3 separate regions of the Homo sapiens genome follow, and all the other regions are linked to region 1. The links are chromatin loops, found by intact Hi-C in ENCODE. Cell type or tissue: endothelial cell of umbilical vein. All regions are shown on one strand. Region 1 holds the start of SCN8A (sodium voltage-gated channel alpha subunit 8). Region 2 overlaps SCN8A (sodium voltage-gated channel alpha subunit 8). Region 3 overlaps SCN8A (sodium voltage-gated channel alpha subunit 8).

Evidence for each region. Peaks named below come from ENCODE experiments on the same cell type or tissue, not always from the same donor. Only the 100,000 strongest peaks of a DNase experiment are listed, where the experiment ranks them.
Region 2: a loop joins it to region 1, with 8 times the contacts of the local background. A loop is called at or near these places in 7 of 110 quality-filtered maps.
Region 3: a loop joins it to region 1, with 2.7 times the contacts of the local background. A loop is called at or near these places in 3 of 110 quality-filtered maps.

What each region holds. Positions count from the first base shown.
Region 1 is chr12:51,587,463-51,595,462 of GRCh38, forward strand. SCN8A (sodium voltage-gated channel alpha subunit 8) reads left to right here and starts at 3,771. Exons shown (of 27, transcript NM_001330260.2): 1 at 3,771-3,897. RefSeq lists a silencer at 3,274-3,523. In endothelial cell of umbilical vein, a CTCF peak has its summit at 3,393 (motif pointing left); DNase peaks (open chromatin) are centred at 3,409 and 6,179; H3K4me3 peaks cover 1,586 bases; H3K27me3 peaks cover 1,989 bases.
Region 2 is chr12:51,674,177-51,682,176 of GRCh38, forward strand. All of the region lies in intron 2 of SCN8A (sodium voltage-gated channel alpha subunit 8), which reads left to right. Among named protein-coding and RNA genes, the nearest start is that of SCN8A, 87 kb to the left of the region's middle. In endothelial cell of umbilical vein, a CTCF peak has its summit at 4,121; a DNase peak (open chromatin) is centred at 4,115.
Region 3 is chr12:51,749,198-51,757,197 of GRCh38, forward strand. It overlaps SCN8A (sodium voltage-gated channel alpha subunit 8), which reads left to right. Exons shown (of 27, transcript NM_001330260.2): 14 at 2,158-2,396. Among named protein-coding and RNA genes, the nearest start is that of TMDD1, 62 kb to the right of the region's middle. In endothelial cell of umbilical vein, no CTCF peak of the experiment used is centred here; DNase peaks (open chromatin) are centred at 2,624, 3,514, 5,284 and 6,124; H3K27ac peaks cover 1,892 bases.

The sequences.
Region 1 (8,000 bases):
GCAATATATAAAAAAGATAGTATGTCATGATCAATACATTACCCTAGGAACGTGAGTTTAGTTTAACACTTGAAAATTAACCACTATATGTAAGACTAAAAAAAAAAAAATATGCAGAAAAAGCATTGACAAAATTAAACATCCATTATTGATAAAACCCCTCAGCCAAATAGGAATAGAAGATTCCTTCCTCAACATGACAAAGGGTATTTAGAAAAAAAAGTCTACAGCCATCATCATGTTTAAAGGCCAAAGATTCAAAGTTTTCCCCCAAGATGAGGAACTAAACAAAGATGTCTGCTCTTACCACTTCTATTCAACATTGTATTAGAGGTTCTAGCCAGTGCATAAAGGCAAGGAAAACAACGACGACGACATCTAGATTGGAAAGGAAGAAGTAAAACTGTGTATTTGCAGATTGTATGTTTATCAGTAGAAAATCTAAATGACTCTACAAAAAGCTCTACTAAAGGTATTAAATGAATTTAGCAAAGTTTCAAGACATATGATTAATATACAAAAATAATTATATTTCTATACCATACCAATGAATAATCAAATTGCCATATAAAAATAGCATTCAATAACATCAAAAATATGAAATATTTAGGAATAAATCCCAGAAAGGTGAGCAAGACCCATATCTTGAAAACTATAAAACATTGAAATTAAAAAGGACTAAAATAAAGTGTCCATGGAATGAAAAATTTGATTTTGTTATGATATAAGTTCTTCCCAAGTTGATCTACAGATTCAATGCAATCTTGATCAAAATCTCAGTGGATTTTTGTTGAAATTTGACAAGGTGATTCTAAAATTCATATGGAAATGCAAAGAACCTAGACTAGCAAGATCAATATTGAAAACGAAGGGCAAAGTCAAGGGCTGAAAGTACCTGATTTCAAGATTTATTATAAAGGCAGAGTAATCCAGACAGTGTGGTATTAGTGCCAAGACAGAAAAATATATCAATGAAACAGAAGGAGAGTTTAGAACTAGATTCTTACATACTTGAGTAAACGATTTTTTGCAAAGGTGCAAGGGTAGTCAGTGGAGACAGGATAGTGTTTTCAACAAATAGTATGGGGACAACTATATATCTATGCAACAAAACAACAAAAGAACTTCAAACTACATTTCATACCACATACAAAAATCAATTCAAAATGGATTATAAACCTAAATGTAAACTCTAGAACTATAAAATTTCCAGAAGGAAACATAGGATAAAATATTTGGGGCCTTGTGTTGGGCAAAAACTTATTAGACATGACATTAAAAGCATGATTCATAGAAGAAAAAATAATAAACTGAACTTCATAAAAATTAAGAAGGTCTAATTTTTTTTTTTTTAAGAGACAGGTTCTGGCTATGTTGGCCAGGCTTGAGTGCAGCAGCTATTCACAGGCCCAATTATAACACATTATAGCCTCCAACTTCTGGCCTCAGGAGATCCTCTTGCCCGAGCCTCCCGAGTAGCTGGGACTACAAGTGTGCACCAGGACAACTGGCTGAAGAACCTCTGCTTTTGGAAAAACACTGTTAAGAGAGTAAAAAGAATAAAAAGATAAGCCTAAACTGGGAAACAATATTTGCCAATCACATGTCTGACAGAAGATTTGTATCCACAATATATAAACAACTCTTTAATTTTTTTAAAAAAATTTTAGAATCAGAGTCTCCTGTGTTGTCCATGCTGGACTTGAAATCCTAGGTTTAAGCAATTATTCCTGCTCAGTGTCCAGAGTAGCTGGGACACCAGGCATGCGTCACTGAGCCCAGCCAGGATATATAAACAACTCGTAAAACTCAATTAACAAGAAAAAACCCCACCAATTTTTAAATAGGCTAAAGACTTGAAGAGACACTTCGCCAGGAGGATTTACAGATGACAAGTCCATGAAAAGATGTTCAACATCTTTAGTCACTAGTGAAATGGACGACAGACCCACAGCGAGATAAAACTACACATCTATTCAAATGGCTAAAATTAAAAAGACTGATCACTCCAAATGTTGGTGAGGATGTAGAACAACTGAAATTCATGTGCTGCTAGTAGGAATGGAAAGGCACAACCACTTTGGAAGGCAGTTTGGCCCTTTCTTAATATGTTAAATATACACCTAAGACAGGACTCAGTTATTCCATTCCTAGATATTTATACCCACGAGAAACGAAAGCATATATATCCATACAAAGACCTGCACACGAAAGCTCATAACAGCTTTGTTCGTAACGGACAAACATTGGAAATAACCTAAATGTCATCAACAGGTGACTGGATAAACACATTGTGGTGTATCCCCATAAAGAATACTACTAAGCAGTAAAAAAGAACTCTTGATAGGCAACGACTGAATAATCTCAAAACGATTATGCCGAGTGGAAGAAGCCATACAAAAAAGAGAGTTTGTACTGTATGATTCCATTTATTTAAAATTCCGGAAAATGCAAACCAATGTACAGTAATAGAAAGAAGATCAGTGGTTGCCTGGAGAGGGTGTGTGGGGGCGAGCGATGCAGGGAGTGATTACAAAGAAGCACACGGAGAAATTTTTGGAGGTGATGGGTGTGTTCATTACCTTGGTGGTGATGGTTTCATGAGTGCACACATAACTCAAAATTGTACAATCTAAACACACGCAAATATACCCCAGTAAAGCTAATTTTAAATGTATTGTAGAGGGCACATTATGTGATAAGCATACCATGTGCCTGGCTGTGTTAGCAATGTGTGAAGTGCATGCTCCCCGTTAGTACAAACAAGAAGTTTATAAGGTTGCTACTGTGACTGTTTCCTTTTACAGACGAGAACACTGAGGTTTGGAGAGGTTGTTACACCCTTTTTCCCTCTTGTGATTGGTGGTAGGAAAATATTAAGTAGAGGAGAGACACAGTAAAGTGCCAAGAGCTCTGGCACTCATTACCTAGATCCTCGCGAGGGTGGAGTGAGCGGTCGAAATGCTCATGCCTACTTTACAGATGGACAGACTGAGGATCGGAAAGACTGAGGTGGCCTGGGGGCTGTCAGGGAGGCAGCGCCTCCCCGCTCCTGGCAGCAGGTCCCTGTGGGCTGAAACACGAGCCTCCACCTGCCGCTGATTGACTTCTCGTTTTTTCAGTGGGCCCAAGATCCTGTAAATTGAGTTCCCTGCGCTTTTGGATGTCAGAAACTTCACTGAGCGCGGCACTGTTGGGGGGCAGGAGAAAGGTAAGACTTGGCACTGACGCGGGCCACAGAGCACGCGGGTCACCACGACAGCTTTCGGGTCTCGCCGCCCGGCGCTGGCGAGCAGCCAGCCAGCGTCTCGCGGCGGGTCCCGGTCCTCAGCCCGCGGCCCCTCCCGGCGGCTCGGCGGGGGCGTAGTGGAGGCGGGCCCGGGGACGCTCGCTGGCGCTCCCGCGCGGCGCCCCCTGCCGGCGCCCTGTTCCCTCTTGCCCCTGATCCGCTCCCGGCGGCGCGGAGACGCGAGTCTGAGAGCCTGCGGGCGGGCGGCGCGCTGCAGGCGAGCGGGCGAGCGGGCGCGCCCTGCAGGGGTAGGTGGGCCGCGGGGGCGCGGGCGGGCGGGCGCGAAGCGCAGGGAGGGGGCGGGGGCGGTGGCAGCGGCGCTTGCGGGCCGGGGCCGGCCCGGGCAGGGGGCGCGCGCGGAGGGGTAGGCGCGGGGGCGGGGCGGGCGGGGGGCCCGGCAGTAGGGGCGCGCGCGCGGTGGCGCGCGGCGGGCGCGAGTCATCAATTATGCAAGGACTCGGGCGGTGCGGGGGGCGGGCGCGGGGAGCGCTCCAAGATGGCGCCCACCGCAGTCCCGCCCGCCGCATCCTCGGCGCCTTTGCAGTCCGGCCGCGCCTCCCGGGCCCCGCGTTAGGGCCGCCGCTGCCTCCCTCGCCGCCGCCGCTGCCGTAAGTCGCCCCAGAGCCCCCGCCCTAGCGCTGCTTCCTGCCCTCCGGGTTTCCCTTCTCGCCTCGGGACCCTTGAGCGGGGCTCGCCCATCTCCAGTCAGGGGCTTTGCCGCAGAGTGCGCGGCGGGGCTCCAGGGGCCGTGGAGCTGGGGCTCTGCTCTCCTTGTTTTGGACAGGTGTTTGGAACTCTTGCTTCCTTCTACTGTGTGTACCGGGGGTCTCTTAAGAGAACTGAGGACCACCAGTCCCCACCCCGGACACCCTGCTTTCTCCGTCTCGGCTACAGTGAGGGACACGGCCCGTCCTTGGTGCCCCTTCCGCGGTGCAGCCCTCCATCCCTCCCTCAGTGCCGGGCAGAGTTGGGGCCCCTAGCCGGCTTGCACTGGGAAGGGCAGCGCTGTCGGGATCTTCCTACAGCAGCCCCTCAGCCCTCCCCCTCCCCCATGTCTTACTGCATCCTTCTCCCTCAGCCGGCTTCACACTGCTAAAAACTGCAGAAGCCAAGGGCTCCTGGGTTCTTCCCGCAGCCAGCACTCCCGACTCCCTCTGTCCTTTACTCGGATGCGTTCGTCCCCCTCCCAACAGGGTGCTCTGGAGTTGTGATGGGGGCTCCCGGGACCTTCCTCGGCAGGCGAGGATTCCTGCATTTGGAAGCACATCACTTTGAGAATATCCCCTTCCCCCATCCCACCCCCACCCCCACCCCCCACCCCCACGCCACCCGATGCAGAGCTTGTTCCTCTCCTCTCCCTCCCCCACCTTACCATCAGCAGCAGCACCCTTGGCTTCTTGTTAGCGTTGGGGTACAGGACTGTTTGCCCAGCTCCGTGGGCTTGGACCCTCCTCTCTAGTTCTCACTTGGTACCTTGGGGCACCGCAAAGCCTCTGCAGTTTCTCCTGAGAGCTCAGCTCCATCCCCTCCATTGCCAGCAACAACCACCGGTGGAGACTTGGCTAACTTTCCAGGGGTTAGCCAGGACTGTCAGACCCTTTCAGGGGCCCCAGCTTCGAGTTGGGATGGAATGGGAACCATTTTTCAGCCCGATAAATAGGATTCTTCAAACCATGCATTCCATCCGACTACTCCACCCTATGCCCTCTTCCTCACTTACACTGCAGTTTTTGAAGCATGAGGGAATACATTTTATGTCCGGAGATTCCAAGGTTCTGCATCAGCGTTCATAATAAATGGATGTCATCTGTTTGGGGGGAGGGTAGAAGAAACTTTGGATTGCATCTGGCTAAAGTCAGGGGGAGGGAGAAATAATTAGCATGGAGCAAGCTCTGCCACACAAGGAAAACTGCTTTTTATGCACAGTGGGCACCAGAGAGTCAGGGATGGAAGCAGGAAGTGTGGGTGGGGGCCATGGGGGTAAAGGGGGAGAGTGCTTTTTATAACTGTTTTCCCAAGTTTGAACCTGGAGAGCCTTTAGAGAGAGGTAGCAGTGTGTTAGGGCTGGGGGATGTTTTAGCTTTCCAATGGAGATTTCGGGTGTGGTAGGTTTTTCACTGTCTCAAAATCCCTCTGCACTTCTCTTTTCTCCACGTGCATTAGAAGATGTGGAGGGGGGGATGTTGTGCTTTTATTCTTTTCTCAAAAAAAATTTTTTTTTTGATTTGTGATGCAAATGGCTGGATAACATTACCACACGGTACCATCCTGGTAGGAATCTTGGGGGAATCAGACTTAAAATGCTGAAAGCTTTATAGCACATTACATGTAACCTGGTTCTTGAAATACTGCAGCATTTTTCTTTGGAGCTCATGACCCATAAGGCCTTCATTTCTCCCTGAAAGAGGATTTGGTTGCTGGTTGGTGAGGTGGTGGTTGTGGGTAGTGATCCTTTGGTGTTCAGCACGCATTCCCTGTCCTAGAAATTGAGGTCCTCCCTGGAGAGGGCTGCAAGCATGTTCCGTGTTCTCTGAACATCTGATTCAGGGTATATGTAAATGTGTTGTGTTTCTGAGTAGAGCTGGTGGTGGGTATTGCAAAGCAGTTCATAATGGTGCAGATCAGTTATTGGTTTCTTGGCTTCAGTTTGAGCAGCTTTGGTTTTCATTTGGGGTTTTGTCAACTTTTATCAAAATCTTTGGAGGATTTTGTTTTAAATTAATAAAGGATAATCAAGTGGAATACTGCATCCTTAAAAACAACCATACGGTTGCTGTTGCTTTCCTTGTAGGACCCTTAAGAATTTTTTCTCCTGGTCCAGCTTTGGGTTGCCTGTGTTTAGGCTTGTATTCAGGTTTCTTGCTGTGGTGCTGAAAGGACAGTTCCCCGACCAGTTCTGCGGCGAAGTGCACACACACTGGACATGATTGAGTTTTTTTTTGCTTTTTATTATCAGCAGGCTTTCTCGTGGATGTGTATGTACATGCGCAGCTGGGTTTGTACTTGAGGTTGAGGCCTAGTTATCATATTTTATTACTCCCACATAACTCTTCATTTTGGCTGTCCCTCATGGAGACAATGTTTTACAGGCTGCAACAGATCCATATGTAAGCCATAAGTGACATTTTGCTGACTGCATTATTTCAGCACACTTCAGTCATTTCAAATAGCAAGCAACTGTTAATATTCTTGGTCTCCACAGGAAGTAATCCGATAGCTGGCTAAATTAAACTGGATCAGGAGAGCGTCTTCTGTGGGTTGATTTGAATAGTGAACTGGGAAAGGCACTTGACACAGCAGAGGTCAGTATTACTAAAGTCGATTTATCCAAAAAACTATTTTAAAATCATAAAATAGGAAGGAGGCCATAAAATTCACATGGTACCACCTCCCACCCAATACAGGAATCTCCTTTATGGGAGATCTTTGCTTTGAATACATCCGTTGGTAGGGAACTTACTGCCACATAACGTAGCTCATTCCATTTGGATTCCACTGTGATCAAAGTATTTTAATCTCATTGAAAAGGTAATATACATAAAGTTGAAAGACATATAAATTGGAGCTATATCGGGGTAAATGCCATTCTTGTGCTTGTTTCCAAGAAAAGATTGAGAACCATTTTTCTGTAGAGAACATACAAGAAACTTGCACTTACTTGAAAAGAATGCAAAAATAGAGACATGTCCACCTAAAGCAAGAAAAACATTCTGTGAATGGAAAGAAAAATAATTATCTTTAATGTGCTGGTATTATGTAACAAATTGTTCTAGAAGGCACATGCTTGAATTAATGAATATTTAATTCCTATGGATTATGTCTAAGGACACTAAAGCTATACTATATAGAAAGCGTTAAAAATCCAAAGTATATCCAGAGTGAGATCAGTTACCATAATTATAAAAATACATACTTATTGCAGAAAAATTTTAATATATGTAAAAACAGGGAAAAAGTCATCCTTAGTTTTACCATCCTTACCATCTTTGCTTCTACCATAAGCAAAACAATTATCTGTGTTTTATTATGTTTTTCCAGTCTTTTTTTTTCCCATAGAGAGGGAAAGAAGCGCTTGTAAAGTTATCCAGAATGATAGTATTTTAAAACTGAGCCCTTTAAGCTCTTAATTTTATAGTTCACTTGCTAGTCATTTAGGGACTTAAACAGATTGTTGTATCTCAATTTACCTTTTTCTTAATCCTTTAGAAATGTTCCAAAAAAAACTGTAATGTGAAAGAATTCACTCATAGAATTGGACTTCACTCGTAAAGTCTGTTTGTTTATATTTAGCACATTAACTGAGGAATCAATAAACCTTTTCTTAATCAATGAATCAACAAATAGTCTCACTCTGCACCTACTATATATAAGGCACTGAACTGAACACTAGTACAATGCCTCTCTAAGCTGGCGAGCACCCGCTTAAAAAATAATACTGTGCTCAAAAACTGTGGCTATTAAGGTGTCGAAGGAAACAGAACTCTTACCCTGTAAGTTTATTAATTGCGGAAATGTATGGCAGTCTGTTAGGGCCAGCCCAGTGATTTAACCTAAAAAAGAATAGTTTGTGCAAGAATGGGAAGTAAATGCAGTCAAAAGACAAAGGAGAAGGTTTCTGGAAAAATTATCCCTTTGTGAAGTTATGGAGACACAGCCAGGACACATATTTAAGTACTATGTTAGAGATTAAGGTGAAATGAAAACCCAAGAA
Region 2 (8,000 bases), 87 kb after region 1:
CAGAGTTCCCAGGTTGGAAATAACCTTTGGGACCCATTTTGAGCTAGTGCAGCCTTGCTCTGGATTCTTGCTCTAACTTGTGCACAAGTGTCCTTCCTGCAGGCTTGTGCCAAGTATGTGGATCCAAATTAACAGAAATATTAGCCCCTTCTTGTCATCTTCTTTTTTTTTTGAGAGAGAGAGTCTTGTTCTGTCACCCAGGCTGGAGTGCAGTGGCACAGTCTCGGCTCACTGCAACCTCCGCCTCCCGGGTTCAAATGATTCTCCTGCCTCAGCCTCCCTAGTAGCTGGGATTACAGGTGCACGCCACCACGCCTGGCTAATTTTTTTGTATTTTTAGTAGAGACGGGGTTTTGCCATGTTGACCAGGCTGGTCTTGAGCTCCTGACCTCAGGTAATCCACCCGCCTCGGCCTCCCAAAATGATGGGAATACAGGCGTGAGCCACTGCACCTGGCCAGCCCCTTCTTGTCTTCTAATGGCCACTCCGTGTTTGGAGCCAAAGAGCTGAAGGAATGGCAGTACTGTGTGATAGCAGTGGCAGCATCATAACCACATTTAACGAGTGCCTGTTCTGTACCAGCCACTGTGTTAAGGACTCCTTGTGACCCTTCATTTAATCTTTATAACAACCTGATAAAATTGGAATAGTGATTGATGGCACCCACTTTATCAATAAGAAAACTGAGCCTTAGCAACCTTAACATAAGTTGCCTAAGATCATGACAGCTAATGAGTGACAGAGCTGGGTATTGAATCCAGGTCTTTCTGGCCTCAAAGCCTGTAAACCACTCTGCTTTGCTGCTTTCTAAGAGAGAGGAGAGTGAGAATAGATTCTAGAATATGAATTCAGTAAATAGAGGGGTTAATATGCTTTACATAATAAGCCTGCATTTTGCTCTTGCTTAGAGCAACTGTAGTCTGTGCACTTTAAGAGGTTAAAGTAGAAGGTGATCAAAGTCAAATTTATATCGAAGGACAACAAGGAAGAATGGCCATGGAGGAGGGTCAGACCTGCCCTGCCCTGGGAAGCAGCATTGTGCTGGCTCAGCATTGAAGCAGGTGCACAGTGCTGCTGCTCTGCCCGGTATGGCTTCCTGTGACCAGAACGTGAGCAGGAAGGGTGGCAGCTACTCCAAATGTAGGTTGGAGAGCATGGGGTTACAAGGTCAAAGCAAATGAAGAAGTGTATGCAGAAGCACCTGGAAAACTGTAAAGCCACAGGCAGATGTGGTGCTAGCATTATCTTCATCAAACTGAACTTGGAGAAAAGACCATAAACAGCACATGTAGGGGGTTCCGTTTTGCAACAGTTAAAGTTATTAAGTAGAGGAGATTCGTTCATTGATCTGAGGGTTGGACCAGATGACCTGGTGCAGTAAAAAGAGTTTAGAACTAGAAGCCGGGAGATCTAGTCCCTGGCAACTCCCCCGCCCCGCTCCTGCTCACTAGTGCTGTGACCTTAGTTTGGGCAGAGCATTCTGTGCTTGGTTTCTTGTTTGTGAAACGAATAGTTAGATTTGAGTAATAGTTTTGAAGCTTTTTAAAATTGTAGTATGCCTTGATAATTAAGAGTATAGGCTTTGTAGTTAGATTGCCTCAGTTCAATGCTAAATTTCACCACATAATAGCTGTGTTGTCTTGGGCAAGTTACTTAACCTCCTGCCTCAATTTTATCATCTGTAAAATAGTACCTACCTCATAGAGTAGTTGTGAGACAATTATTATATTAAGTATCTTAGTAGGGTGCCTGCCTGCCACATAGTAAATGCTTAATAAATATTGAATTTTATTATTTCTTCAAATAGACTCATAGGTAAAATTATCGGTTACTAAGAAGGAATTTTTAAAATACGGGATTTAGTGGTCTCTTTTGCTCCATTCTCAGTATCGTGTAATAGAGGCGTGGAAAATGATGGTTCTAAATAATCACACAGCTCAAATAGAAGTACACGCCTAGGGAAGAATTTTGCTGGTGTCTTTATGTCCTGCTTTGGTTTAGTATTTCTAAGGGGAGCTGGATAGTACCAGGACACGGGTACTCTGGAAATGCATTCCAGTTATGCCTTTGCTGGAGACTTTCCTGGGACACACTGGGGCTATATAATATAACCTATATTGTAATTTTACTTGAGGAATTCACTAGGCAGATTAGCATAAATCAGGATTCTTTTCAACATGGCATAGTCATTTTTACATAACAGGTCATTTGTTTCTGAACAGCTTCCTAGCCTGATATAGAATCTGTTTAGATTCTGCATTATATTTTCCGTTATTAAACCAGGGAAATTTTGAAAAGACACTTATTTGTTGCTTGCTATATTGGCTGTATGCATACTCAGAAATGAATGCCAAATTGCTGTTGATTAATGAACAACTGGCCAGTTGCCTAGTTCAGAAAGAGGTGCATAGGCCTGGGGGAATAAAGTACATATATTTTGTTTAGGCAGGCAAGAATTTAAGGCCAGAGAAGTTGGCTAAAAATGAGAGGACCAGTTAGTTCTAGAAATCAAAACAGTTAAGATCTAGGGACAGTCATAAGTCATTGCCAGTAATAGTTATAGTCAGATAGACTCAAAGGTTCCCAGCTGCCCTCTTGTTGATTAGCTAAACCTCTGAGCCCCTAGGTGTTCATTATAGCCAGAAGCTCATCAGATGCCTGCAGATTACCTTTGCCCTAGTTGAGATGTTGACCTCTCAGGATGGGGAGAATTGGTTGAGTGAAGAGCTGCTCTCCTGGGCCATGTGTTTCACAGCAAACCAGGGAATGGATAATAAATATTTCTCGAAGAAGCTTTCTCTTCTATGATATTCTCCACCCCTGCATTGAGTACTCTTCTATATAAAGTCTTTTCATATATATGCATCCTTTATTGTTTTGTTTTATTTTATTTTATTTTATTTTATTTTATTTTATTTTATTTTATTTTATTTTACCAAGACAGGGTCCTGCTCTGTTTCCCAGGCTGGAGAGCAGAGCTCACTGCAGTTTCAACCTCCTAGGCTCAAACGATCTTCCCACCTCAGCTTCCTAAGTAAGCTGGGTCTACAGGCACATGCCACCATTCCCAGCAAATTTTTTTTATTTTTTTTGTAGAGATGGAGTTTTGCCATGTTGCCCAGGCTGATCTCGAACTCCTGGGCTCAAGCGATCTTCCCTTCTTGGCCTCCAAGAGTGCTGGGATTACAGGATTACAGATGTGAGCCCATCCTGTTTTTTTTTAATTTACACTTTTTGTGTGGCTAAAAAAATTATTTCAGTCTTGGGATGGGGTGGAGACATGCTAATAAACTAGCTGTACTGCAGTCCTGTGATGACTGTGTGTGTTCATTGTTTTGCATTTGCAGTATGCTAGGATTTGTTTGGTATGCATATGGACGTGCTCTACCTGGCCTTGCACGGTGTTCCTTCCCCTAATAGTGGGCCCCAAAGAGAAGATATCTTACCCTGAGTTAACAATGGCAATGCTTCTACATTGTGTGCTCCAAGCCCCACATTGCTAATTAGAAATGAAAAGCCTGTGCTTTTCAGAAGGCTCATTTTATGCCACATGACACATTTATTAATACTCCATGCCATAACTCGTTAAGAACTGTTCTGCCGCTCTTAATGGACCTTGTGCTGAAACACATTCAGTGGCTGTTGTTGTAAACTGATATTTCCCCTTGGGCAGTAACCGCAATCCAATTTCAATTTCCCTTTTAACTCATTTACTTCACAAAGATCTAATTTGAGACAGATTAGGTAAAATATTATTGGACTTCATGGGCACCAAGTGATTGTTGTTTAAGAAGTATTGTAAAAACCCAAAGCTTGCTGTCCTTTCCACTATATCTAGGCTTTGAAGGATCTGGCGTTAGAGCGTAGTGTTGAACGAGAGAGGACAAATGTCCTTTTCTGGATTCCCACCAGAAGTTTAACGATGATTACAAACGTTTAATCAGCCATATGAAACATATATACATATATCTCTCTCAAAGTCAACCCATCACCAGTCATTCCTTTCCATTCTCCCATATTCACTGTTCTCCTGAGAACAGGGGATAAAAGTAGGGGAGATAGTGCAGGGAAAAGCATTGTGTGACGCAGTTCTGCCTTGGGGCTGCTCTATGCTCCCCCCTGCTGACATAAGTATGGTACTATCAAGCACTGTTGACCCTGGACTTGACAGACTTCAACATAAGGAAGCAGAATAACTAACTCAAGAGAGTTCTACAAGGATAAAATGTGAGAGAATAAATAATAATAGGCTTTCTCCTCAAATTTATGGTTTGCTGCTTTGTTGCACTTAATCCTGGATGCTCTGTGAATTTTCTAAATCGTAGAATTACAGATATCAGTGCTGGAAAGGACCTGAGTATGCCCATCAGGCAGCCCTCTCTCTTATTTTATAGACGAAGAAAATGAGATCTAGAGACATGCAGTGGCCCAGCCAGGCCATACAGTTAGGCAGAGGCAGGGAAGAAGGAGAACACAAATGTTTTAGCACATGACCTGAGAGATGATCTAGTGGTTCCCCAAATCTGGTGAGCACAGATTCCTGGATTCTGCACACTTATTTAATAGAACACCTGGAGAAGGGATTTATGACTGTGTTTTTTAAAAAGCTACTCAGCCTAGGCTGGGCATGGTGGCTCACGCCTGTAATCCCAGCACTTTGGGAGGCTGAGGCAGGTGGATCACGAGGTCAGGAGATCGAGACCATCCTGGCTAACACGGTGAAACCCCGTCTCTACTAAAAATACAAAAATTAGCTGGGCATGGTGGCGGGCGCCTGTAGTCCCAGCTACTCGGGAGGCTGAGGCAGGAGAATGGCATGAACCCAGGAGGTGGAGGTTGCAGTGAGCCGAGATCACACCGCTGCACTCCAGCCTAGGCAGCAGAGCGAGGCTCCGTCTCCAAAAAAAATAAAAAAATAAAAAAAAATAAAGCTACTCACCCCAGGTGCAGTGGCTCACAGCTATAATCATAATCCCAGCACTTTGGGAGGTCAAGGCAGGAGGATTGCATGAGGCCAGGAGTTCGAGACCAGCCTGGACAACATAGCAAGACCCTGTCTCTACAAAAAATAAAAATAAAAGATAAGACAAAATAGAAAGCTAGTCAGATGATTCTTATGCAGTCAGTCTGGACTTAGTCAGGAACTAATATTAGTGTATCCCCTGGGGCAGATCAGTTTTGCCATCTGTTTTTGTATGGCCCACAAGCTAAGAGTAGTTTACATTCTTAAATGGTTGGATGTGTGAAAATGATACGAAATTTAAATTTCTGTGTCCATAAAGTTTTACTGAAACACAGCCACTCTTCTTGGGTTGCATGTTGTCTATGGCTACTTTTACACCACAGTTACAGGGGTAAGTTGTTTTAACAGACACTGTATGGCCTACAAAGCCTGCAGTATTGACTGCCTGCGCCCTTTCAGAAAAAGCTTGCTGGTGCCGGGTATATTACTTATCTCTTTCTCGTGTAACTACTGCAAGCCCCAGTATTAAAAGGGAAATTCCTAAGCTTTGAGTACTTGTGTTTGTCCAAAGACTATCTTGCCTTTTTTTTTTTTTTTTTTTTTTGAGACGGAGTCTCGCTCTGTTGCCCAGGCTGGAGTGCAGTGGTGCAATCTTGGCTCACTGCAAGCTTTGCCTCCTGGGTTCAAGCGATTCTCCTGCCTCAGCCTCCAGAGTAGCTGGGACTACAGGCACATGCCACCATGTCGGGCTAATTTTTGTATTTTTAGTAGAGATGGGGTTTTACCATATTGGTCAGGCTGGTCTTGAACCGCTGACCTCGTGATCCACTCACCTCGACCTCCCAAAGTGCTGGACTTATAGGTGGACTATCTTGCTTTTCAAAAAAGATCCATTGTGAAAAACTGCATGCAAATTATCTGTAAATCTAATTATTTCAATAATAAAACATGTTTTATTGTAATACAATTTCCTACTAAAGTATGGGAGATTTACCTTCATTTCAGGAGTTTAGTGTGCTAGATGTTTATTTTTGTTAACAGAAAAACTGTTTTTATACTTGATGAAGATATAAGATGTAAATATTTAGAAAGGGGTGATGGTAAATGAGTTTTATTTTAAGTGCAACACTCAGTACCCAAATTAATTAGGAAATTTCTATTTCACACATCAAATGTCCTTAGTAAAGCCTTCTGCTTACAAAATCATAGTTTTTGAATTCACTAAAGATGCTTAGTTTCCCCCAGAATCATCAGTCTCCCACTTGACAGCTCATGACTGATCCTAATTCAGAATCCTACCTCCTAGTTTTTCTTCAACCAAGGTGTAACAGTTTCCATTTCCTAATGGCTTCCTTTTGTTTTTCTTCTTCTCCTTTTCCCTCACCTAAAACAACATAAGCATTTGTTCATGAACCAATCAACAGACATTTATGAAGCACCTGCTGTATGCCAAGCACTGCAGGCACTGATTCAGTGATAGGAAATACCCTCCATGCTACCTCTAGACCTATATTTCCATCACGACCAAACCAAGAGACAAGAAAAATGGAAAGTATAGAGTACATTACTTTAAAAAATCCTGCCAGGCGCGGTGACTCACGCCTTTAATCCCAGCCCTTTGGGAGGCTGAGGCAGGCGGATCATCCGAAGTCAGGAGTTCAAGACCAGCCTGGCCAACATGGTGAAACCCTGTCTCTACTAAAAATACAAAAAAATTAGCCGGGCGTGGTGGCAGGTGCCTGTAATCTCAAGTACTGGGGAGGCTGAAGCAGGAAAATTGCTTGAACCCGGGAGGCGGAGGTTGCAGTGAGCCGAGATTGCGCCATTGCACTCCAACCTGGGCAACAAAAGCAAAACTCTGTCTCAAAATAATAATAATAATAATAAATAAAAAATAAAAATCCTGTTGTCTGTCTCCTAAGGAGAGGTTTTGTAGGTGATATTGTAAAGGCCTGGCCCGGTGGTTTTTAGGTCTTGGGGCATGGGCCAGTGCTTCTTTCATTGTTGCTTAGCTGCCCTATCTACCCCGGGGACTCAAATTTCTCATTCACCAGAGAATTTGTCTCCCACACCAACTTCATTCTTTGCCACGTTGCCACTGAACTGCCTCCCAATCTGGCACAGTGGAAGCTGTTGAGAGGCTCGAAGCTCGGCATAACATGCTGCTCTTTGCTGCGTGACCTTTGATAGGTGGTGTTCCTCTCCTGAGCTTTTGTTAAGTGTATAGAGGATAATAATTCCTCCTTCACCCATACTTCATGGGAACCTCATGAGGTTGAATGAGGAGGTTATTTAAAAGGCTATTTTCATAGAGGGAGTTGCTGTAGAAACACAGAGAGGTACAAGTACTTCAGAGAAGGGGTTTGGGGGAAGCCCTGGGCTGTTTGTTTCTTTGAGAAGCCAAGATATGGAAGAGCTATAGCTCAGCCCTCGATATGTTTCAGATGAACCCTAGGTCTCCTACTTCTCTTTGCTTTTAGGATTAGGCTTTTTCTGCAGCATATCCCACCAGAACCAGTATGCTCCATTACAGGAAGAATTTCACTGCAGTACAATGTCAAACACTAGGGATGGTGTAGTGGGCGTTTGTAGAATGAATCTAGCTCAATACTTTTCCATTGGGAAGAGAATGACGTGACTCTGGTAGATTAGGAAAGGAAAGAATAGAAGATAAGAAAAGAACTTTAAAAAACATCACTAATACTGTGCATTGGGAGTACATAGGCTGATCATTATTTTGGAACTGTGGAGGGAAGCATAAGATTGGTTCCTGCCCTCAAAGAACCAAAAGCCTAATTGTAGGGGATGGAGGTTAAAAAAAAAAAGGTGGGGGCTTTTCATAAATGACCTGTATCAGGTTAAGAAGGACCTCTATTACTAGTTTGTTGAGTACTTTTATTATGAAAGGTGTTGAATTTTGTCAAATGCTTTTTTCTGCATCTATTAAGATGATCATGTGGTTTTTCTCCTTTATTAATATGTTGCATTACATTGGTTGATTTTCAAATGCTAAACTATCTTTGCATTCCTGGGATAA
Region 3 (8,000 bases), 160 kb after region 1:
TTTTTGTAGGCGTGAAAGTTTATCCTGAGGATCTTCCCTTCTCAGTAAATGTGGCTAAGAGATGTCTGGTATCCCTAGAGGAATTTTCTTGGTGCCCTGTAGGGCAGGAAAACCCCTTTTTGCTGTGTGGCAAGACTCAAGACCTAGTTCATTTTAAAACATTACAATTGTGTCAACTGTCATAAATGTGAGCAGTCGCAGCTTCAACCTCCACGTGCCAATGAGCAACAGTCGTTTGGAGAAGGGAGGAGATAAAAAAGGGAACGGAACTAAATTTCCAAATATGTACTGTAAGAATTTATGGAAATAAGAGAACCTTGTCATTTTCTTTTTTGGGGGAGAAAACTATATTTACCTTAGGAAGGGAGGGAGTTCTCTGAGGAAGAAGCCACAGCAGATTTTCCTCACAGACTTCCTTTCCCACGCAGCCTCCCACGTGGCGCTTACAGGGGTCCTTAAATCTGAAAAACCAAGGCAACCATTTTCTTAGCAACCAGGGAACCAATCAGAAACTCAGCCAAAACCACCTTGTCTAAAATAAAGCATCGCCATCCAGCTGGTTGGAAAAGGGAACGTAGGCTAATTTAAGGCAGCCATCTTGGTTTTGGTGAAATGTTAGGGAATTTTTTTTTTCCTTAAATGATTTGATAGTGTCAGCAGAATTGAACAGAGAGAGAGTAGCTGTTACAGCCAACCCTGTAGAATCAATACCTCACATTCTGACAGGTTTTCAAAGTTCACCTCTTAAAAAGCATCCTCTTAGCTCAGGGTCCTTGGAATTTTGTAATCCTGGCAGTTGTATTTCATGCTTAATTTGAGGAGAGCTTTGTTATGTAGGGCTTCATACCTAGATTGTTGTAACTGCCAGTTGAGTGTCTGTCTTTGATATCTGATAATTCTTTTGAATCTTTGCTTTGGAAATGACCTTTGAGATCGTCTAGTCCAGTGATTTTTCAGTCTGTGTGTATCAGAGTCCTGGGATTCTAGGGGAGTGCCTCAGGAGAGGAAGAAATCTATCCAAGTGGGCTCCTGCTTCATCTAGGGAAATTCCTGGTGTATTTCATGTATTGGGGGTCATGTGAGATCTTGTTTGACAATAACACTTTCTGTTTCTAAAAGAGACGGAGAAGATAAGACAAAGGAGAGAAAGAAAAAGGAAAGAAGATGATGACCCAGGGAGGGAAGGAGGAAGAAGCTGTAGAAAGAAAGAGAAAAGCAAAGGATGAGAGCAGGAAAGGGCAAAGGGGCAAGAAAGAAGGAGACAGGAGGAGACAGAACAAGGAAGGAAAGGTGAAAAGGGGAGAGGAGTGTGACTTGTATTTCTAACTCAACCATGAGCTGTAAACTTGTTAAGGGTGGAGACAGTAACTTGTACTTCTTTGAGAACATAGCAGATGTGTTTTACATGGTGGCTTGGTCGATGATGCTGGTCCTGCTAATGAAGATAATAATAATAGCAAACACTTCCATGGCACTTTCTATCTGCCAGGGTATTCTGGGGCACTTTGTATATATTTTAGCTCTTTAATTCTCACAGCAAATCAAAGTAACTTGTTCACGGTCCCACAGTTAGCAAGTGTCTGAGCTAGTATTTGAACTCAAATATGTCTGGCTTGAGTCCATACTTTTGATGGCTTCTCTGACAATAATTGAATAATATAGTGTATAATAGAATACCTACCATTTATTGAGGATTTACCCTGTGCCAGATACTATAGTGACTGCTTTACACCAGCATCTAATTTAGTCAAACTCATTCAGTCCTGTAACCTGTAAAGTAAATGCCTTGTTTTACAGCTGAGGCAGCTGAGCAGAGAAATCAGCTACCTTGCCTGGGATCACACAACTTGTAAGCATTCAAGCCAGTTGAGGCCAGGGAGTCAGACCTGAGAGGCCAAGCTCTTGACCTCTGTGCTCGACTCCCATAACTGATGGGTTGAGTTTCATTTATAACTAGATCATTATTAACAGGGAGGCAACTTGTGTGGATCATGCTTCCTCTCTACCTTAGAGAGAAGGAAAACACTTAGGAATGTCAGCGCTCAAAACAACCTTGATTCCATATTAATAACAGTGATAATGACTGAGAGTGAGTAGTGTGTCCCCCTGGTTTTCTTGCTGTGATTGAGGGGCCATCTTTGTTCTTACTTACTGTAGAACTGGAAGAGTCTCAGAGAAAGTGCCCGCCATGCTGGTATAAATTTGCCAACACTTTCCTCATCTGGGAGTGCCACCCCTACTGGATAAAACTGAAAGAGATTGTGAACTTGATAGTTATGGACCCTTTTGTGGATTTAGCCATCACCATCTGCATCGTCCTGAATACACTGTTTATGGCAATGGAGCACCATCCTATGACACCACAATTTGAACATGTCTTGGCTGTAGGAAATCTGGTAAGATGGAACACTGTCTCCCGATATTAGGATTGGAATGTGTTTTGCCTGTAGGATATCTTTTTCTGGTACTGAAAGCTGGAGTTTCTTTGAAAAGAAAGTAATAGTTAATTGGAAGACAAATGCTTCCACATATGCCAGGACACCAGCTGCTTTTCTGCTCACTGTTGTGATCCCTTTCCTCTTTCTGCAGAACTTTGAAGACGTCATTTAGGAGCTATTGGCAGAAAACCAATGTTGGCGACAGAATGGGAGGCCTGGTACAGTGGGTTGGTTTCAGCAGCCTGAGCCAAGTACTTCTGGTTTTTTTCCTCATTCTGTTTCTCACATTGATTCCTGCATTGCTCCAGCAAATCAGTTCCCCTTTCACCTTAAGTAACATCTACCACAAAATAGGGGAGCTCTTATAGTACACTACATGTAACTATGGATTTGCCTGCTCTGTCAGGCCTTAATTACCTAAATGGGGACTATTTATGGGAAAGTTTTCACTCAAGGCTGGTTTCCCCCTCCAATCCAACTTCTAGGCCATTAAAGTATGTAGTTTTAAAAAAAATAGATTACAAAGTGTGTATTCTGAAATTAAGTAGCTGTGATTTGAGGATTATGTGCTTTGTTTACTACAAAAATCAGGAGTTAATTGAATTTTGATAGATAGTAAAGAATTAGTGAGAAAGAATCCCCTAGGTCACCTGGGCCCCCTAATTCCTTAGGTGTTAACCACAGGCATGTCCAAATCTGGCTATTACCGTTTATTAATGATTTGAGCATGATTTCTGCCCAGTTTCTCTTATGTGTGCTCTCTCACTCTCTCTCTCCCTCTCTCACACACACACACACACCACACACCACACAGTTTTGACCTTAAGTCCTATTACTATACTATTAGAGCACTACAATATCATTTTCATTTCTCATTCTCAAAACACATGGCAAAGAGATCCTTTGTAGCCCATTGTGTTCCCTGGTATACATCCAAGATGATTCTGTGATCTTTCCAGTCTCCATGTCTGTGGTTGGTGACATGCTCCAGGCTCTCTGCAATGATGTAAACCCTTGTGTGCAGTCCAGTGGAATGCCCGGAGTCTTGAAATGGGACACTCCCACAGACTGTCCAAGAAGTCTGCTGACTGGCTCTGAAAGGTGCCTGTCAGTGGGCACATGCTGTGACTGGCTGACACAGTACCTTGGCCATCAAGCAGAATTTTAACCCTGTCAACAATATCATTTAGATATAAGCTTGATTTTAGTAGCCAAGAGTTAAGTAACAAGAAATATGTCTTGATAATTTTTATTGTTGATGTTGGTGGTTCTGTTTTCCCTGTAGAGTTTTGTTTTTCTCAAAATCTTTACTTTTCCTTACTTTTTACAGAACCAGTCTTTGATTTTCAAGGGATTTTGAGAGGCTTTTTCACCTATCCCCACTAGAACTCCAGTCAGACCAGGCTAGCAAATAATGTTATTTTTCCTTTCATGAAAATTTAGAGATTTAGGATGACATCTAAATTAGAATTGTAAGTATGCAGAAGACTTTGCTCAGAACCATCAGTAAAAAAAGAGGAAATAAGAGAAGGTCAACAGCTAATATTCAGGAACTCCATGAGACAAGCCAACCCAGAACCAAGTTCTAGAATAAGAAAGCTCTTAGGTGGCAAGGGTTTTCAAACGGCAAGTAAATGTACAATTAGCAGTGGGGAGGGAGCTTAGTATATAGTCCAGCATACTTTGTACTAGATGTGAGGGTAAAAGGAAAGAAATCAAGAATGGTGCCTCGATGTGGGGGTTTAATAACTGAGGGAAAAGTGGAATGACTGCAAAGGAACTGGCTTGACGTATAAAATCAAGAGTTCTGTTTTGGACATATTAAGTGTCTATTCACTGAGTGGAGATGCCAAATAAGGAAGTTGGGTACGTGCTGGACCTCATGAGTGTTTTCTGGACAATACCAGAAACTCAAAGATATACTTTGTTGCCAATCAACACGAGCGCTGAGATTGGCAGAAAGAACACAGAATTGGAAGTCAGAAGATTTGGGTTTTCATTCCTATTAGATATCGTATAACCTTAAATAAGTCATTGATTTCTGTCCAGAAATGTTTCACATCTGTAAAGTTAAGATAATACCATGCCATCACTGGTTGGGAAGATAAAATGAGAACCTATATGGAAGTCTTTGGGATAGCTAAAAGTATCTTATAAATCTTAGGAACTGTGTTAGTATAATTCAATAGGAGAATTTTCAAAGATTTGGAGAATTGGGTAGAGGCTTTGACTGAACCTGAGAATAAGAGGATGGAAAAAAAATGAGACTGACTTGTGAAATAAAGTATGACCTTGTCCTGTGGTTGGAATGTGAGGCTTTTCCTATAGCCCTAATTGTGAGTTAAGTTGTCTTTGTCTGTAGACATACAGAAAGATGTTTTTAAAGAAAGATGAGAACAGTCTTCTGCAAATTGAAGATCCCTGCCTCTTCTACCCTCCCCAAAAGAGAAAATAATAGTAGGAAGAACCTTAGAGATAATTCAATCCAATCCACATGTTTTATAGAGGAAATTGAAGCCCAGGGAAGCTGTGTGACTTATACAGCCTCTATGTTATGTAGTAGATAAATGTAATGATTCTTTTCCTGCCTTTTTTGCAACTAACTGAATACAATAGTAAGTTTATGAGGTGACTTTTTAAACATTCTGAATCTTACAGGAAAGTTTCAAGTACAGTACAAAAAACTTCTTTTTTTTTTTTTTTTACAATAAAAGCCTTATCACATAGCCTTATCACCCCCAAATGCTTATAGTGTGTATTTTTTATACACAAGTACATTCTCCTACATAACCATAGTATAACTGTCAAAACCAGGAAATTAACATTGATACATTACAATGTTGTGAAGTAAAGTATGACCTTGTCCTGTGGTTGGAATGTGAGGCTTTTCCTATAGCCCTGATTGTGAGTTAAGTTAAGGGTCTAATTCTCAGGCCCTATTCAAGTTTTGCCAGTGATCCCAGTGGTATCCTCTGTAACAAAAGGATGCAGTTTTAGGATTACCCCATTACATGTAGCTATCATATCTCTCTAATTTTCTTCAGCCTGGAGGAGTTCCTCAGTCTTTCCTTGACTTTCATGTCTTGACATTTTGAAGACTACAGGTCATTTGTTATGTAGAATTCCCTCAATGTGGGCTTGTCTGATGCTTCCTTATGATTAGATGCAGGTTCTGCATTTTGGTAGGAATATCAGATAAGTGAGACTATCTTCTTCACGTTGTATCTACCAGTTGGCATGTAGCTTCCATTTGTCCCACTACTGGTGACGTTCATTTAATCACTTGATTAAGGAGGTGTCTGCCAGGCTTTTCATCTGTGAAGTTACGCTTTTTCCATTTACAGTAAGTCCCCACTTAACATCCTCTATAGGTTCTAGATTTTTGGAAACTGTGACTTTAAGCTAAATGATATACTGTATAACAAAACCAGTTTTACCATAGGCCAGTTGATATAAACAAGAGTTAAGTTCCTATGGCATATAGTACATCATGTGGCTTAAAGTTGCTGTTTTCAAGAACCTATTGAGGACATTAAGTGAGGACTTACTGTATACTTAATAGGTATTTGTGAGGAAGACCATTTGAAACGATTTAAATTTCCTGTTCATTCAGATTTTGATTTCTTCCTTTATTTATATCAGTATGGATTAATGGTTTTCTATTTTATCTGAGTTACAATCCATTTGATGTTTAGACTTCCTCTGATGTGGCCAGTGGAAATTCCTTCAAGCTGGCTTCTGATCCCTTTCACATGTCTTCTTCACTTCCTGGCTTTCTGGTACCACAAGGTATTCCAGGATACTTTCGTGTTTTTCCAGCCCCAGGGCTGGAATCAGCCATTTCTCAAGAAGCCCTGAGTCTTTTAGTGGAAAAATGGCATTTAGAAGTAGAGATCTAGGCTGAGTATCAGCTGAGGCAGGAGGATCGCTTAAAGTTTGAGACCAGCCTTAGCAACACAATGAGACCCCATCTCTAAAACAAAATAGAAAACTAAAAAAAAAGGAAGAGGTGGAGATCTGAGATCTAGGTATGCATATTGCTATGGGAGCAGCATGCAGCCCCTCTTAGGACATGATGAGCTATTTATATTGAGCTAGCCGTGGATATTGCAAACCATGAGTTGATCCTGTCACTTCCAATTCTAATCCAACACTTCAAGATTCTTTCTAGTTTTCTCCCTTTCTGTATTTGTAACTCCTGCAACAATAAGAAACCTCGTTGCCACTATCTTTGGTATACTTATTTGATCAAAAAGCCACTGTTACCTTTTATAGCATGGGTACCCTCCTCACCCTGTATAGGCTCTGGGTGCCCCCCACCCCTTCAGCACCCGAGCCGTGTCCTCCATGTGGACACCTGCTCACACTCCTCAGCTTGGAACCCACACCAGTCCAACTCACACATGGTTTGCCCCACCCTGCTTAGACCCCGATGCCTCACAGTAGGCCTTCGCCTGCATGGACATCCTTCTCACCCCACACCAGACTCTCCCCTGACATAGAAGCTCTGTTTATCCTGCACAGACTCTTAACACCCCTCACCAGGCCACCCCTCGTCACCCTGCTCATGCTGCCATCTGTCTGTGTGAACACTCCTGGAAGTTCTCACCTGGCCCATTGACTTTATCCCAAACTAGGCGACATCCTCCTCACCCTGATGAGCTCTCACACCCTCACTGTCCACCTCCCTGTTTGGACACTTTCCTCACCCCACTCGGGATCTGACACCCCACATCAGGCCTTCCCCTACATGAGTCCCTCATCAGCTCACCTGGCTCTGGCACCCCTTGTGAGTCTTCCCCTGCAGGGAGTCCCTCCTCAGCCCACTCCGGGATCTTCTCCTGGAGATGCTATCTTTACCTTACTTAAGCTCTGACTCTCTCTGCTAAGTCCCCCACCCCCTCAAGTGTGGACGTCCTCCCACCACACTTGGGCCTCAACACCTATGTGGGGTAGCCACGCCTCATACCACTTCCAACTGCCCATCCTAGACTGTTGCCCAAAGCGGATGCCTCTCCTTGGCCCACAGGCTCAGACAGCCCATGCCAGCCTGCTGCCCTGCATGGACCTCCTCGCTCCCCTCCATGTCTGACTCTCCTTGCTGGGCCGTGCCCTTCCTGGGGTTCCAGCACTGGGCAGCAGCCTCCCTCTACCGGCATGCCCACCTACAGCCTTCAGGACTGAGTGGTTCAGGAGGAAGGGGATGGAAAGAAGAGCTAGGGTTTAATCTGACATATAAGTTTAAGTTCTCAGATTCTAAGCAAAAGCAAAAAAGCAGAAAGTTATTTTCCTCCTTCACCAAACATAAATGAATGTTATCATTTCTTAATTATAGGTTACCTAGATTTTCAGCTAAAAAGAATTCTTTTCAGATTTTTTCTTTCATCTGTGCTTCTATAGCCCCATATGGATACTTCTTTTTAAATACTTGTCACATGATTTTTAGTTATTGTTCTGTCCCCTCCTGGTTGGGTAACCAACCACCTTAATTTGCAGAGGCCTGAGGAAGCCCTTGCAGTTTTAAAACTGGGACAGTCCTTGTCAACAGGTACGAGTTGATCA